Linked DNA regions of Homo sapiens: region 2 is linked to region 1. A link is a loop called in an ENCODE intact Hi-C map of the cell type or tissue named here. Cell type or tissue: GM12878. All regions are shown on one strand. Each heading gives the region's core, and the rest is flanking DNA. Links, peaks and the distances in the headings are about the cores only.

The links. Hi-C counts contacts between places; a loop is a spot of excess contacts. Peaks named below come from ENCODE experiments on the same cell type or tissue, not always from the same donor. Only the 100,000 strongest peaks of a DNase experiment are listed, where the experiment ranks them.
Region 2: it touches region 1 in a loop (2.9-fold over the local background); 2 of 110 quality-filtered maps call a loop at or near these places.

The regions. Positions count from the first base shown.
Region 1 is chr19:54,550,140-54,553,053 of GRCh38, reverse strand. No RefSeq gene overlaps it. Among named protein-coding and RNA genes, the nearest start is that of LILRA2, 22 kb to the left of the region's middle. In GM12878, for the core only: no CTCF peak of the experiment used is centred there; DNase peaks (open chromatin) are centred at 923 and 1,533; H3K4me3 peaks cover 817 bases; H3K27ac peaks cover 750 bases.
Region 2 is chr19:54,615,645-54,618,558 of GRCh38, reverse strand. It overlaps a transcript of LILRB1 not described here. Among named protein-coding and RNA genes, the nearest start is that of LILRB1, 13 kb to the left of the region's middle. In GM12878, for the core only: no CTCF peak of the experiment used is centred there; DNase peaks (open chromatin) are centred at 778, 1,488, 2,248 and 2,408; H3K4me3 peaks cover 2,500 bases; H3K27ac peaks cover 2,500 bases.

The DNA of each region.
Region 1 (2,914 bases), core at 291-2,790:
GAGTCTTGGCCCTGCCACAGCCCAGGCTGCCTGGCCCTGTGCAGAGAGCGGGTGGGCAGGGTTTTACAGAATCTCAGATGCTGCTCCTGGCTGTCGGAGAGCCCTCAACTCAGCGTTTCCCCAACAACACGGTGACATGGCGGAAGAACCAGGCGCACCTCGTGACCATCTGTGCTATGCCGTCTACACACATGCATGCACACACACACGCACACTCATACAATCTCACACACACTCACATACACACACACAACATGCACACACATACAATCTCACACACTCACATACACACATGCGCACTCACACACAATCTCACACACACACGCACACACACCATGCAAACACTCATACAATCTCACATGCACACACGCACACACAATCTCAGACACACACAACATGCACACACATACAATCTCACACACTCACATACACACACGCACACACAACACACACACACATACATATACTCACACACACTCATACACATACAAATAAACCCACACAGAAACACACTCAAACTCACACACACACACCTACACACACACACACACCTCCCCACATACACACAGATGCATGCAAATGCAACTACAGAGAGAGAAACAAAAACACACAAATTCAAACACGTACAGACAAAAACACACAAATATACACAGACACAAAAATACAAACATGCATACATATACACACCCAAACACATACAAACACACACACACAAGCACACACAGAAACACCCCTACAAACGCACACGCAGCTCTGCACAGAATTTTGGAACTTGTCTGAACCCACTGGGCTCCAACCTGCGATCAGGATGTCCAGGGGGTCCCTGGGGGCCGAGCACTCGGAGGAGAGGTTGTGTGCACCATACGTAGCATCTGTATTGGCCCCCTTGGGAGCGGCTCACAGGGCCCAGGGGGAAGTTGGCCTGGGAGAGCCCAGCCTCGGGCTGCTGGCCAGGGCGCTGGAGGAAGTCACGTGCCCCCTCCTAGTACACAGCGAATCTGTGGTAGCCGACATCAGAGCTGCACTGGAGGGTCAGTCCACGCAGGGTCCTTGGGGGTCAGGAGGGAGGGCTTCCTAGACACACATGGAGGGAACAATGACCTGAAACTGGAGGAGGCGGCTCCTCACAGACACCTCAGACCCTCCTCCGGACTTCCCATCTCATTATCTCTCATGGCTTATGGGAAAATGAGCTATTTTTGAGACCGTTTATGGTATAATGTAGGTTTGCTGAGGATCTCCCCAACAGCTCTGAAAGAATGTATTATATCTTTTTTAGGTCTTCAGAGTCTAAGGTGCTTTTGGGAACATTTGTTGAAAATATTTTTGCTGACGATGTTAAGAACCTGTTGAAAGGTTATTCTTAGGAGAGATACTGGAGAAGTGGGTCTCCATATTCAAATGACCTGGAGAAACCCCAAGAGGATGATTATTCATTAGAGCGGCAAGTATTTAGCATAATGCCGTTGAACCTGACTGTATCTAGAAGACACACACACACACACACATGCACACAAACAACCCTATGCACAACTAGTAAATAGCAAGCTCGGCTTTCATGTGGTTTTACACTTTCATGCAGATACGGAGGTGTTTGTGGAGGGGTCTCTGTGGGTTTCCCGTGAGTACAGAGAAGGAACAGCTGTGTGTGTGTAATGGGCACTGTAATTTCTAAAAATATAACTCACTGTAAGCAAGGTATTTGAGGACACACTGCCATTACAAAATGTTCCCAAATCTGGTGGCTCACGCCTGTGATCCCAGCACTTTGGGAGGCCGAGGCGGGCGGATCATGAGGTCAGGAGATTGAGACCATCTTGGCTAACACGGTGAAACCCCATCTCTACTAAAAAAATACAAAAAATTAGCCGGGCGTGGTGGCGGGCGCCTGTAGTCCCAGCTACTCGGGAGGCTGAGGCGGGAGAATGGTGTGAACCCGGGAGGCGGAGCTTGCAGTAAGCCCAGATCACGCCACTGCACTCCAGCCTGGGCGACAGAGCGAGACTCCGTCTCAAAAAACAAACAAACAAATAAAAAGTTCCCAAATTTGCCTCTGATGATTAAACATTACTGAAGTCCTAGATCTGTGCACACTTCCCTGAAACTTAGCATCACTCAGAGTTGCCAAGAGGCACATCATGTAACCTGGGATGAGTTCACAGCGCATGGTGGGCCTGAGACTAAGCTCAGGTATCTAAGCAGACTCAAATTAGGAACTTCGTCATTCTTGCACCGGAAATTATGGTTTTGTTGCTCAAATATTCTAAGTCAGAGAATGGGAAAGGAAAAAAATGGAGAAATCATGATTTTATATATATATATATATTTTTTTTTTTTTTTTTTTTTTTTTTTTTTTTTGAGACGGAGTCTCGCTCTGTCACCCAGGCTGGAGTGCAGTGGCGTGATCTCGGCTCACTGCAAGCTCTGCCTTCCAGGTTCACGCCATTCTTCTGCCTCGGCCTCCCGGGTTGCTGGGGCTACAGGTGCCCACCACCATGCCCGGCTAATTTTTTTGTATTTTTAGTAGAGACGGGGTTTCACTGTGTTAGCCAGGATGGTCTCAATCTCCTAATCTCATGATCTGCCCACCTTGGCCTCCCAAAGTGCTGGGATTACAGGCGTGAGCCACCACTCCCGGCCATCATCATGATATTTTTAAAAGTTAAAAATATCAACTCGTTTTCTTTTTTAAAAAAAATAATGCAAGCTAGTAAACTACAAAAAGTTCAACATAAAATAAAAGCAACCTTCGTGACTTATATTTACTGAGTTGGTGGATAAGCAAGAATTAGGACCTGGCTCTGGGTAGCTGGGAATGGAGGTGCTGTTCTCAGCGTGCAAATCTACATTGACTGTTTTCAGGAGCTTTCATTGTAGAGACCTAGGGAACAGCTCCTCATAACGGCCGCAGGGA
Region 2 (2,914 bases), core at 255-2,754, 66 kb before region 1:
GGGTTACAGGCGTGAGCCACCGTGCCCGGCCAGGTTTATAGTTTTATAACCCTTATGGAAAATCTTATACTATTCTGCAGGGATAAGCACAAAACCACTTGTGCAATAAGTGCAAACAAAAACGCTAACAATTCTTAAGACATTTCTAATCTTATTTTACCAATAATTTTAAAGCCAGCTTATTTATTAAAGATTTTACTTAAGTGAACTTGAAGAAGCATCTTGTCCTGATAAAGTATTTGATTTAAGCACTTTTATTCTCTTTAAGCCAATTAATTAGAGCTCTTTTGTATATTTTTAGTAGTGAAACATTATGTACACCACACACAGATTCATGGACGCATTAGGCATGCTGATAGAAGTACATCTTATAGATTCAAAAAACCTCTTTTTTTTCTATCTCAAACTTTCAAACTCTTTTTTTTTCTTTTTTTCTTTTTTTCTTTTTTTTTTTTTTTGAGGCAGGGGCTCACTCTGTCACCCAGACTGGAATGCAGTGGCATGATCCCAGCTCACTGCAACCTACATCTCCCATGCTGAAGTGATTCTCCTGTCTCAGTCTCCCAAGTAGCTGGGATTACGAGTGTGCCACTACTGCCTGGCTAAGTTTTGCATTTTTAGTAGAGACAGGGATTCACCATGTTGGCCAGGCTGGTCTTGAACTCCTGATCTCACATGAGTCACCTACCTCAGCTTCCCAAAGTGCTGGGAATACAAGTGTGAGCCACCACGCCCAACCCTTTCAAACTCTTCATAACCTGTTTCCTTACCCCAGGCAGTTGTCAGCTAAATAACCCTAAATTTCCATGTTACAGGAAACACTTTTTAGGAGAAAAAATCAGCAAAACTTACATCTCAAAGTACAGAGGAAGAAGTCTGGTGTGTTAGAGGGAAATTAAAATGGGTTCACTGCCAATTAAACATAAAATTATACAAATCTATCATAAAGGCTTTTAAACACACACACACCACACACACACACACACACACACACACACACACACAGACATCCTGTAGCTTTTACTTCAAAACTCTAGCCATGAGATATTAATATAAATTTACCAGCTTGCAAAAAAAATTTGGATCTAAACAGTGGTTTTTATCTCAGTAGAAAGGTAACAGCAGATGTAAAGCAGGCAGAAAAGAAAATAGAGAAAGAGAGAACTTAGGAACTCTATAGCGTGCAAGCCGCCATTAGGGCTCTCTTACCTTGATGTAAATGTGCACAAAGACCATAATATTTTTGTTTTACACAAACTCCAGAAAGTAGAGGCGCCATAAAACCAATGGAGTGCCCACAAGGGGGTCACTCTTCTTGCTTTCTCCTCATTCTTAGATTATTTGTTTCCCACTTTTTCTTTTCTTTTCTTTTCTGTTCCTCCTCTCCTCTCCTCTTTTCTCTTCTCTTCTTAAAGGAGGAAGTGAGCTGTGGGCTAGAGGTTTGTGCAGTGGGTCACAGTGTGCTGGTTGTGGGTGGGACTCCACAGGGTCTCACCACTGAGTCATTTCTTCCCTCTCATGTGTCTCAGTTTCTCTCTCGGAAGGTCTAAACACCTCCAGGAGGGCCCAAAATGCAGAGTGACCAGCTCCCATATGTGCTTCCTGGACAAGCCTTTTTAAAACTCATTTTGTTGGGTGTTCCCTGTAGGCCACTCACATCACGATGGGGTCCATCCACCCCCAGACATTCCCACAAGCACCCCTCATCACTTCCCACATTTTGGCTGGGAGGAGCAAAATGCCCTTTCTTTTTTAAGCTGAGGAAACACAGTCTCTCGTTTCCCTATGAAAACAACAGTTCAGTTCCTCATGCAAATGTGAACAGACAAGCCAAATCGAGATTAATTTGGGGAGAAAAGCAATGGAGAAGACCCTTTAGAATGTATCTCCCAACTAGAAGTAGGATCCTTAAACAACAACTTCCTAGAAAGAAAAAGAAATAGTAGATCAGAATAAATAAAGGGCCGTCAACCAAAGGGAGGTCGGGGCTCAGGAGGACTTACCACTTCTGGCAGAGAAGAAGCTCAAAATCCTGGAGGCTTTCAGTGGGCCCCTGCTGGTACCTTAGCTCCAGGTTGAGACAACTCCTTTGGGGTCCTGAGTCTTATCTGAGGCCTCACGTGTTCAGGCACCAAATTATTGTGGACAAAAAGAGTCAAACTCTGTAATATATTAGAAGAGATTTTTCTGAGCCAAATATGAGTGATCAGCACTCAGGAGGTCCTGAGAACATGTGTCCCTTGACTTTTTAATAATAGCCATTCTGACAGGTATCAGATGGTATCTCATTGTGGTTTTGATTTGCATTTCTCTCATGATCAGTGATGTTGAGCTTTTTTTATATGATTGTTGGCCACATGTATGTCTTCTTTTGAAAAGCGTGTGTTCATGTCGTTTGCCCACATTTTAATGTGGTTGTTTGTTTTCTTCTTGTAAATTGGTTTAAGTTCCTTAAAGATACTGGAGAGTAGACCTTTGTTAGATGCACAGTTTGCAAAAACTTTCTCCCAGTCTGTAGATTGTCAGTTTACTCTGTTTACAGTTTCTTTTGCAGTGCAGAAACCCTTTGGTTTAATTAGATCTCATTTGTCAATTTTTGCTTTTGTTGCAATTTCTTTTGGCATTTTAGTCATAAAATCTTTGCCCGTGCCTGTGTCCTGAATGTATTGTCTAGGTTGTCTTCCAGGTTTTTATAGTTTTAGGTTTTACATCCATCAATCAATCCATCCTGAGTTAGTTTTTTTGTATATGGTGTAAGGAAGGGGTCCAGTTTCAATTGTCTGCATATGGATAGCCAGTTATCCCAGCACAGTTTGTTGAATAGGGAATCCTTTCCCCATCACTTTTTTTTTGTCAGGTTTCCTAAAGATCAGATAGTTGTAGGTGTGTGGTTTTATTTGTGGGTTTTCTATTC